2 separate regions of the Homo sapiens genome follow, and region 2 is linked to region 1. A link is a loop called in an ENCODE intact Hi-C map of the cell type or tissue named here. Cell type or tissue: MCF 10A. All regions are shown on one strand. Links, peaks and the distances in the headings refer to the core of each region. The heading gives the core; the rest is flanking DNA. Region 1 has its middle 21 kb from the start of SLC5A9. Region 2 overlaps LINC02794 (long intergenic non-protein coding RNA 2794).

What was found. A loop is a pair of places that touch in the nucleus more often than their neighbours do. Peaks named below come from ENCODE experiments on the same cell type or tissue, not always from the same donor. Only the 100,000 strongest peaks of a DNase experiment are listed, where the experiment ranks them.
Region 2: it touches region 1 in a loop (6-fold over the local background); 91 of 110 quality-filtered maps call a loop at or near these places.

The regions. Positions count from the first base shown.
Region 1 is chr1:48,199,109-48,204,493 of GRCh38, reverse strand. No RefSeq gene overlaps it. Among named protein-coding and RNA genes, the nearest start is that of SLC5A9, 21 kb to the left of the region's middle. In MCF 10A, for the core only: CTCF peaks have their summits at 792, 996 and 2,146 (motif pointing right); DNase peaks (open chromatin) are centred at 993 and 2,263.
Region 2 is chr1:48,112,747-48,118,131 of GRCh38, reverse strand. The region is part of intron 10 of LINC02794 (long intergenic non-protein coding RNA 2794); the gene reads right to left. It also overlaps the pseudogene SKINT1L. Among named protein-coding and RNA genes, the nearest start is that of LINC02794, 66 kb to the right of the region's middle. In MCF 10A, for the core only: no CTCF peak of the experiment used is centred there; a DNase peak (open chromatin) is centred at 2,931.

The sequences.
Region 1 (5,385 bases), core at 98-5,097:
ATATTTGATGTGGTAATTATAGCACCGAGGCTCAGGGAGTTCCAGTCACTTGTCCGAGGTCAGACAGCAAGCAAGTGGCAGGGCAAGATTTAAACACAGGTTTCCGACCTCCAGGCCCATGTCTTTTCCTTTAACACACTTTGGTATCAGTTATTTGTGTCAGCTTGAACATACATATTAAGTCTCCAAAACGTTCATAAGTTTGTAGTTAGTTATTTCCATTGTAGAAATTTATTCTATGAAAATTATCATGTATTAAGATTTTACTCAGATTTAACACCAGGTCCAGGTACTTGGTCCTGACAAAGCTCTGAGAGGCCCCAGGTGGGGCTAGGGGTGGCTTCATGTTAAAAATAAAAACAATTTAAATATTCAGCTATAAGGGAATTTTTGTATAACGTAGTGAACAACTTTGTAGTTCCCAGACCAGCAAGATCAGCATTATTGGGCAAATTGTTAGAAATGCAGATTCTTGTCCTAGCTGATACTTCTTGATTCAGAAACTCTTGGAGTGAGGCTCAGAATTCCTAAAGCCCTCAAGGTAATTTTGATACCTGCTAGAGTTTGAGAATCATTGATGGAATGGGATGTTACACAGGCAGTTAGTGTTTTCAAAGACTGCTTAACATGAAAAAGTGCTTATAATATTAAGTAAATAAAAAGAGAAAAAATGGTTTATGTTTAGTGTGATAATTTGTGCATTACAGATAGTATGATTTCCATTTGTAAATATGTGAGTACGTACCATATATTTGTAAAATCAAAACCATTCATATATTGCATATATACATTCACACATATGTACTAGCAGAAAAAGTGCTATTCTCAATATATCAAAGAAGGTAATTTTGAATTACTCCTTCTTTGCACCTTTATGTATTTTTCCAGATTGTCTTCTCTGATGACGCATTTTTTATTATCAATAAATAGCTTGCCTACAAAAAAAGGCTTTTTCAGAATATGCAGTACAAAAGATGACCACAGTGGGGAGGAGTAGAGCACACTTTAACATCTCCCATCCCACCTGCCTTCTGGGCCATGAGGCAGATCACTAGGTACCTGTCCTTTCTCCACTCCCTTCTACCCCCATCTCATTCTCCATGTAAGGCTAACTTCCATATACAATATTTGTAGATAGCCAAGGAATTCACTGGGCTTTTCATTTTGCAGCAAGATGTTGAACATTCTCTGAGACGTTCCTGGCAAGTAGGAGCCGACGTATGAGAAAAATCTCTGACCCTATCTGACTTTTTATTTATTCTCTACCTTGTTCTGAATTTTCTTAAGTTCTCTGTGTAACTCTCCCAATCTTTCTCTCTCTCTGAAAATCCACAAGTATCTATATCTCTGAAACTTTTGTAAACATTCTCTGGAACACTGTGATAATATCTCAGAAATATAATGAAACTGGCTGAAATGTTATGGCTTTCTCTTTAAACTCTCTCTGAATCTCAGGACTCTTGGTCCATCTGTCCATCGCAGCCCATTATCATACAGCAAATGGGTGTCGGGCAAAGGAAGCTGCTATTTGTGACAAATACTCCCTTCCAGCTCACTAGCTCATCCCTCTTAGGAATTTGCTCACTTCCCAGTTCTGGGCTACACCTTTCTTGGTTCAGAAGAAGGTGGAGATCAAATCCCTTTCCTCCAGTGAAGTTCCAGCTAGATCTGGGAACAGAGAAAGCTGGGCAATTGGGGAGTCAGATCTAGGTTTGATTTTCCACTCCTTGTCTTACTATTTGTATGACCTTGAGCAAATGGCTTTCTTCAAAGTCTCTCCTTCCTAATCCAGTGAAAATAATGATGGGGACTGCATGACTTTTGTGAGGATTGGGGGTGATAGTTCACGTGCCACTGCTACATGCTTACGGTCAGTAATAGATGAGTCAAGTGTAAAATGCCTGGGTAAACACCAACAACCCTCATGACTTTCATTGAGACAGGAGTTCAGAGCATGGAGAGATCTGTGTGTGTTTCATAAGCCCTTGCCATGGAGAGGTAGTAACTCAGAAAGTCCATTGCATTTAGGAAGTTGCTTTGTGTAAGCCCAGGACATTCTCTTCTCTGCGGCTTTTTGTGGGATGGTGGATATGTAAGAATTATTTGCACATTGAATGTGCAATATCAAGGGTTGGGCACAAGGTGGCGCAATGGGGCAGGTTTCAGCATCTTTCAGAGGCGTTCCCATTCAGGGATGAGGAGTAAAGCATTAGTGGTATTTCCATATACTATTTTATGTGTGACCCCATCTGCCTGCAGTGTTAGCATCAGATGGGGATTTTCTGGGCAGCTGGAAGTCTGAGCTATTGCTGAACAGTACGTCATTGCATTTAGAATTTAGACCAGTGTGGTTTAATAGAATTTTCCACGATGATGAAAATGTTCTGTCTGTGCTGTCTAAAATCTTAGTCATTAACCACATGTGGCTACTGAGCACTTGAAATGTAGCCAGTGTGGCCAAGGAACACAATTTTAAAGTTAATTTATTTTTAATTTTAAATATAAATAACCACACACATGGTTTCTGAATTGTACAACAGAGAATTCTAGATAATGTCAGTTTTTCTAGTAATAAATGCTCTCCATCCTAGCCCCTTTTTGAGGTTGGGCTTCTAAAGATTAGTTAGGTTGTCTCCCAAGTTTCTCACAGTGGAGAAGGGGAGGAAGTGCAGGAGGAAGCAAAAATGAATTTATAAACACTATAATAAAAGTGAGCCTAATTACAGCAAGAGATCAAAATAAATAATACCGATAGTTGCTTTTAGTTTTGAGTGCTAGCCAGGTGTAAAACACTTTAAAATGTGATTTAATCCTCAAAGAATTCCTATGCAATTTTGTAGCTGAAGAAACCAAGGCTCAGAGTGGCCAAATGGTTTGTTATTTGTGGCAGAGAATTTAGATGCCCATCTAGGTGAGCCTCGGACTCTAAAACCTTCCTACAATGCTGATGTAAGGCTTTAAAGAAGAATACATCTCATCGAGTGAGAATACTATTGAAGGCTTTCTAAAGACGGTTGGGTTTGAGCTAGGCAGGAAGAATAAATGGGGTTTTGTTAAAAAAGAAGAGAAGATAGGGTCCAAGCAGAGGGACAGTATCAGTCAATGAGTAAGAAATGCTGGGAGCATGTTCAACACATTATCATGGTATTTAACCAAAATTTGAGGAGGGACATGTCTCTCCTTTGTAATGGGCTTGGCTGGGTCCAAGAAGAGGCGACTGGTGCCTGACTAGAGGGAATCTGTATTTGTAGGAAAATAGAGAGAGCCTGGTCTGCAGAAGAGTATCACTGAAACCACTAGTCTGGGAGAAAGATTATGGTGCCCCCATAGGAACTGGAGAGCTGCAGAGCCAAGAAAGGAGGGGCAGGAGGGGCAGAAGGGAATGGGGCTCCCTTTGAGATGGGTAAATAAATGGAGTGTAAACATACACCCATGTATGCTTGAATGTCAAGGGAGACTCACAGGTTATTAAAGGATCCACTGCGACTACTTGGAGGAAGAAACAGGGAGTGATGGAAGCCAGTGGGTCTCGTTGAGACTAAGTCATGTGAGACATGCCTTACTGCTTTACCTGTGTTTTTAAGATTAATTGATTAACAGATCTAAGAGAATCTATTGACCAAACAATTAAGTAGTTCTTAGGCATCAATTATGTAATGGGCCCAGCAGTCAAAGCTTTTCATGTTGGTGTTTCAAAAGGACATTTTCCAAAAATCTCTTGAGGGAAATATGGAGAAATGTATGTTTGATGACTCTGCAGTAGCTGATGCTACCATGGCAATCTGGAGGCAGGCTTCCAGGGACTTAACCACGTTCTTTCTTGACAAACGTGTTGAGTGATTTGAATAAAGAATTTGCCAAAGGGCTATCAGATTTGGTAAGGACAACTAATTCATTATCCAGAGAATCAAAAGCAAAGCAGTTATTATCTGCTATAATTGATTTGACTCTATCAGGATAATATTTAATTACAAAAACTATAAAGTTTAGCATTTAGCCTCAGGAAAACCAATTTTAAAAGAGAAGTAGTGTCTGCTTTGGTAATGTCAGCCTGCTAGCCATTTTTTTTTTTTTTTAGCTTGAGCTATCAAGATGCTGTGGTGAATAAACCACTGCCTCACAGGTCTTTCATTCCTGTCAAAAGATCTTTAGAGACAGATGGAATTCCTTTTACACTCACTGCTTGAGTGAGGACTGCAAACACTACGGTGACTTTTAGTGTGCAGAGTGGAGACCTGGCTGTGAATAAACAGTGACATCCTGGCTTTTCTGCTGGAAAAAGAGAATTGTTTAAGTTAAAAAATGTAAAACTGAGGGGTGGGGTTGCTGTGTGTTATTTCTTTTCCCTAAATGCAGATCTCTGCTTAGAAAGCCAGACTCTATTTATCAGGCTTTAGCCCTGAGGAAATAAGAAGAAAGGAGAAAAGGGAATGTCTCTAAAGTAGCACTGGATGGGGGCAAATGTGGGCAGAAGAAAAGATTGAGCTGCTTGAGAGTGGGATTGAGTTTGCCTTACTTTGCTCTGCCTGTTGCAGGCACGTGTGGGGCAGGCTAGATGGAGCGTTTGTTAACTGACTACTTAGGTGATGGCAGAGTCACTGACCTGGCCTTTCCTCCCTTCTCCAATCTTTTCTCACACTCAAGCCAAAGAGATAGTTTCAAATGAGTATTTGTGTATGTCCTTCCCAAATCTTACACTCTGCTTAAAACCTTTCAGTGATTTTCCAGAACTCTCAGAATAAAGCTAAAATTCCTGAACATAGTCTACTAGACCCTGCCCAGTCTGCCTTGCAGCCTCATTTTGCCTCAAATCTCCCTCTATTTTGCTATGTTTCACCTGCTATTGTCTTAGATTTCCTGGCAATGTCCTGTACTTCTTCCCACTGCAGGACCTCTGCACATGCTCTTGCTTTTGGCCAGTGAGTTCTCCTGGGCCCACTCCCTTACTCTGAGCTCTCAAAGATCCGTGTTCTTCCCACAAGCTCCAGAGAACAGGGATTGGCCTTTGTTTGCTCGTTGTATTATCCCCAGCACAGTGCCAGACACATAGAAAATCCCTAATTGAAACAACCTTTGCAAAAACTATAACAGTGGGAAAATTATGACAGAGAAAGAGATCTTATCTAATCAACCCCCATCTTACCCTTAACCTTGGTCATTCCTGGGCTTGGGCCAAGCTAACTTTGGGAGAAATTTAGTATATAGTTTAAATAATAATAGCCCTTCCCCAAACTAAACCACCTTTGTAAAACTAAGACCATCAGGTTAGGAGGATGAGAGGAGGCTGAATTCGGCTAAGATGTAGGTATAAATGATGACTAGTCATTATTCTGGAAATCAGCTTCCTCAATTACTCCTGCAGATAACATCACTATTGCAGAACCT
Region 2 (5,385 bases), core at 256-5,255, 87 kb after region 1:
TGAAAATTTAACACTGATTGCATAAACAAACATACAAACAAAAAGAGAACTAATACAAACTCTACATTTTAATTTTGTCCTCCCAACTCTAACTTTTTGTTGTTACTATTTATATTTTATTGTACTATGTCTTGAAAAGTTGTTATGGTTCTTATTTTTTAGAGTCTTTCTACTTAAGATAAAAGCATTTTATATACCACAATTACTGTCTTATTATAATAGTCTGTGATTTTTCCATGTGCTATAACCAGTGAGTTTCATACCTTCAGATAATATTTTGTTGCTCATTAATGTCCTTTTCGTTCAGATTGAAGGACTCCCTTTAGCATTTCTTGTAGAACAGACCTGGTGTTGATGAAGTCCCTCAGCTTTTGTTTGTCTGGGAAAGTCTTTATTTTTCCTTCATATTTGGAGGATATTTTCACCAGATATACTATTCTAGGGTGAAAGTATTTTTCCTTCATTACTTTAAATATGTCATGTCACTCCTCCTGGCCTGTAAGATTTTCACTGAAAAGTCTGCTTCAAGACTTATTGGAGGTCTATTGTATGTTATTTGTATCTTTTCTCTTGCTGCTTTTAAGATTTGTTCTTTATCTTTGACCTTTGGGAGTTTGGTTATTAAATGCCTTGAGGGAGTCTTCTTTGGGTTAAATCTGCTTAGTGTTCTATAACCTTTTACTTGAATACTGGTAACTTTCTTTAGATTTGGGAAGTTCTCTTATATTATTCCTTTGAATAAACTTTCTATCCTTATCCCTTTCTATTCCTCCTTTTTAAGGCAAATAACTCTTAGATTTGCCCTATTGAGGCTATTTTGTAGATTTTGTAGGTGTGCTACATTGGTTTTTATTCTTTTTTCTTTTGCCTCCTCTGACTGCTTATTGTCAAATAGCCTGTCTTCAAGCTCACTAATTATTTCTTCTGCTTGTTCAATTCTGCTACTAAGAGACTCTGATGCATTCTTCAGTATGTCAATTGCATTTTTCAACTCTAGAATTTCTACTTAAATCTTTTTGACAATTTCAATTTCTTTGTTTAACTTATCTGATAGAATTCTGAATTCCTTTTCTGTGTTATCTTGAATTTTTTTTTAACTTTTTTCAACACAGCTATTTTCAATTATCTGTCTGAAAGATCAGATACCTGTGTTTCTCCAGGATTGGCCCTAGGTGCCTTATTTAGCTCACTTGGTAAGGTCATATTCTCCTGGATGGTCTTGATGCTTATAGATGTTGGTCTGTGTCTGGGCACTGAGGAGCTAGGCGTTCATTGTAGTCTTCATGGTCTGGGCTTATTTGTGCCTGTTCTATATGGGAAGGCTTTCCAGGTATTTAAAGGGACTTGAGCCTCACACTCAATAATGCTGTGGTTCTTGCAGGCTCATAGAGGTGCCAACTTGGTGGTCTTAGGTAAGATCTGGAAAATTTTTCTGGATTATTAGGCAGAGACTCTTGTTCTTTTCCATTACTTTCTCCCAAGCAAACGGAATCTCTCTGTGTTCAACCTCCTGGAACTGGGAGTGGTAGGACAGAAGGATACATATGGCCACCACTGCTGGGACTGTGTTGGTTTAAACCTGAAGCCAGCCCAGCACTGGGTCTTCCCCATGGCCCACTGTAACCACTACCTGGCTACCACCTAAGTTTACTCAAGGACCTAGTGTTATAGTCTCACCAATGCACCACAATGTAGCAGTCTCTTGTTGTGACGTACCACCTGGAGTTCTTCGTCCCATGACCAAGAATATTAGGGAGCATGGAGGCAAAGGGTGAGGTTGGAGTGAAAGTTGAATGAGCAAAAGAAGAAAGCTCTCTACAGCAGAGAGGGGGGCCTGAGAGGGTTGCCATTTTTACAGTTGAATCCAACAGCTTTTATAAGAAACTCCCCCTCACCAACAGCTTTTATAAGAAACTCCCCCTCATCTCTGTAGCTATTTGTATCACTTCTCTTGTCTGTGAAACTGTCTGTGCAACTCCCCTCATCTGTGGAGCTGCAGGCATATCTTTAGGCAGCACAAAGTGCAGGTTCTCTTGTTTGTGCAACTGTGGATGTGTTTTGGGTAAGCCCCCACCTCCCTGTGCAAGTACCCATGGAAAAGAGGTGGAAACTTTTTCATGGGAGCCCACTAATCACACAAAGAACAAAAGGCTTCTGTGTTGGACTTTGCTTTCTTATCAGTGCAGCAGCTGCAGTTTGGTTTTACCCCAGGCTGCTCTATTTGTGCCTGTAACTGTGATTTTTCAGGTGTCTTTCTGTTTAAAAGAATTTTACCAAGGACCAGCTTTAGTTGTCTGCCCAACTAATTTTTCCTTTTTCTCCCCCTCTCACTAGGGCTCTACAATCAGCAGGTGGCAAACCCACTGATGTTTCTGTCCCTCCTTCAGGTTGGCAAGTTCCCCCAGGCCCCGGATAGGTTCAGAGATGCTGTCTGGAAGCCAGGGATTAAAGTCAAGAACCTTAGAAATTTACCTGGTATTCTATTCTACTGCAGCTAAGCTGGCACTCAAACCACAAGACAAATTCCTCCCCACTCTTCCCTCCCCTTTCTACAGGCAGACATTGCCTCTCCCTGTGGCCACCACCAGCAGCAGCCCATGGGGTGTTTTACTTAAAGTTCAGGGGCTCTTTGATCAGCTTGTGATTAATGCTACCAGGCCTTGGACTCAACCTTCAGGTCAGTGGGTTTCCTCTGGCTCCAGAGAGGTCCAGAAATGCTGACCAAGAGACTAGGCCTAGACTTGGGGACCACAGGAGCCTATTTGTTGCTCTATCCCAGTGTGGTCAAGCTGGTATGTATGGTGCAAGACAGGGTACTCTTCACTTTACCCCACTCCCTGCTTTTCTGAAATAGTCTTTCACCATAGCCACCACAGCTGGGAATGTGGTCACATCTGAAAGCAGCATGTCTCAGAGCCAAAGGCCCACAATGTACTACCTGGGTATCACTGTTTGTTATTCTTGGCCCACGAGCTCTTCAGTCAGCAAGTGATGAATACTGACAGGTCTCTACTGTGACAGGGCAGCACAGAGTTCAATATAAAGTCTCACATTTCCTGCACTCTCCCTCTCCCAACAACACAGATTTCTCTGCACCATGCATCTGCTGTCAGAGAGTGGGGGAGGTGTGGTGCAAGCCCTCCCTTTGCCACCCTGGCTGTTCTCTCAGTAGGTTGCCCTCAGTCCACTGGCTCTGAGCTCAGCTCAGTTCTAGGACTTGCCTAGGAATTGCAATCCTTTGGCACAGACTGTCATTCAAGTTCACTTAGGGCCCCGGAGCACTCCAGGCTGGTGGTGAGGCTTGCTGGAACTCAAGCTCTGACCACTGGGATGGGTGATTTCCCTCTGGCTAGGGCTAGTCCAAATACTCCCTCCATGAGCGGATGTCAGCTGAGTACAGCCTGGTTCTGCTTTCCACTATAACAGGGCAGCACTGAGTTCAATGCAAAGCCTCACAATTGCTCTGCTGTCTCTCTCCCAAGCACAGATTGTCCATGCCACGCAGACACTGCCCAGGGGATAGGGGAGCAGTAGTGTTGCCAATTCAAGACTGTCTTTCCTGCCCTCTTCATGTCTCTTTCAGTGATATGATGTTAAAATCAGGTACTGTGGTTACTCACTTGAGTTTTGGTTTTTGTGATGGTGCTTTTAATGTGCAGTTAGTTGTTATAATTTAGTGTTCCTGCAGGGAGAGGACAAATGGTGTAGGCTTCTATTCAGCCATTTCGCTCCACCCTAAGAGACTATCTTTAACAAATGGTGTTGGGCACCCACAGTGGTTCATGCCCGTAAGCCCAATACTTAGAGAGGCAGAGGTGGGAGAATTGCTTGAGGCCAGGGGTTTAATACCAGCCTGGACAACATAATAAGACCCCCAACTCTACAAAAAGCAAAAAAAAAAAAAACTGGCCAGGTATGATGGCACGTAACTATAGTGCCAGCTACTTGGGAGGCTGAGGCAGAAGGATTACTTTAGCCTAGGATTTCAAGGCTGCAGTGAGCTAGGATGGCACCACCACACTCCAGCCTGGGCAACAGAGTGAAACCTTATCCCTAAAAATAAATATAAATAAATAAATAAATAAATGTGGTGTTGAGAAAATTGACATGTAAAACAATGAAACTGAATCCCTATCTTACACCACACAAAAAAAATCAATTCAAAATGAATTAAAGACTAAGACTTGACACCATAAAATTCTTAGAAGAAAACATCATAAAAAACCTTCATGACATTGATCTTGCCAATGATTTCTTGGATATGACACTAAAAATATAAACAACAAAAGCAAAATAAACAAGTGGGACTACGTCCAACTAAAAACCTTCTGCACAGCAAAAGAAACAATCAACAGAGTGAAAAGGCAGTCTTTGGAATGGGATAAAATATTTGCAGATCATACATCTGACAGGAGTTAATATTTAAAATACATAAGAAATTCCTACAACTCAAAAGCCAAAACCCAAATAATTTGATTAAAATGTGGGCAAAGGTCTTGAATAGACATTTCTCCAAAGATACACAAATGGCCAATTGGCATATGAAAAGGTGCTGAACATCACTATAAGTGGGGAAATGAAAATCAAAACCACAATTAAATGTTGCCACACACCTGTTAGAATGGCAATTAAAAAAAAAAAAACAGAAAATAACAAGAGTTGGAGGGAATATAGAGAAACTGGAATACTTGTGCACTGTTGGTGAGAATGTCAATAGTGCAGCCACTCTGGAAAACAGTATAGAGGTTCCTCAAAAAATTAAAAGACAGAACTAGCATATGTTCCAGCAGTCCCACTCCTGGTATTTTCAAAAGAATTGAAAATAGGATTTCAAAGAGATATTTGCACTCCCATATTCAATGCAGCATTAATCACGGTAGCCAAAATGTGGAAACAACCTAAATGTTCATTGACCGATGATTAGATAAGGAAAATGTGGTATATTCTTACAATGGAATGTTATTCATCCTTTAAAAAGAAGGAAATCCTGTCATATGAAACAATATGGATGAATCTTGAAGACATTATCCTAAGTGAAGTAAGCTAGTCACAGAAGAACAGATAGTGTATGATTCCACTACTATGAGGTATCAAATGTAATCAAACTCATAGAAGCAGAAGGTAGAATGATGGTTTCCACAGGCTAGCCACGTGAGGGGATAGGGAGTTGGTGTTCAGTGGATATAGCATTTCAGTTACACAAGATGAAAAAGCTCTAGAGACCTACTGTACAATATTGTGCTATAGTATACACTTAACATTTTGTTAAGAGGATTGATTTCATATTGTTAGTTTTTACCACAATTTTAAAAATGTAAAACAATGAAACTTCTTGAAGAAAACAAGAGAAAACCTTTGTAACTTAGGACGAGGCAAAAAACTTCT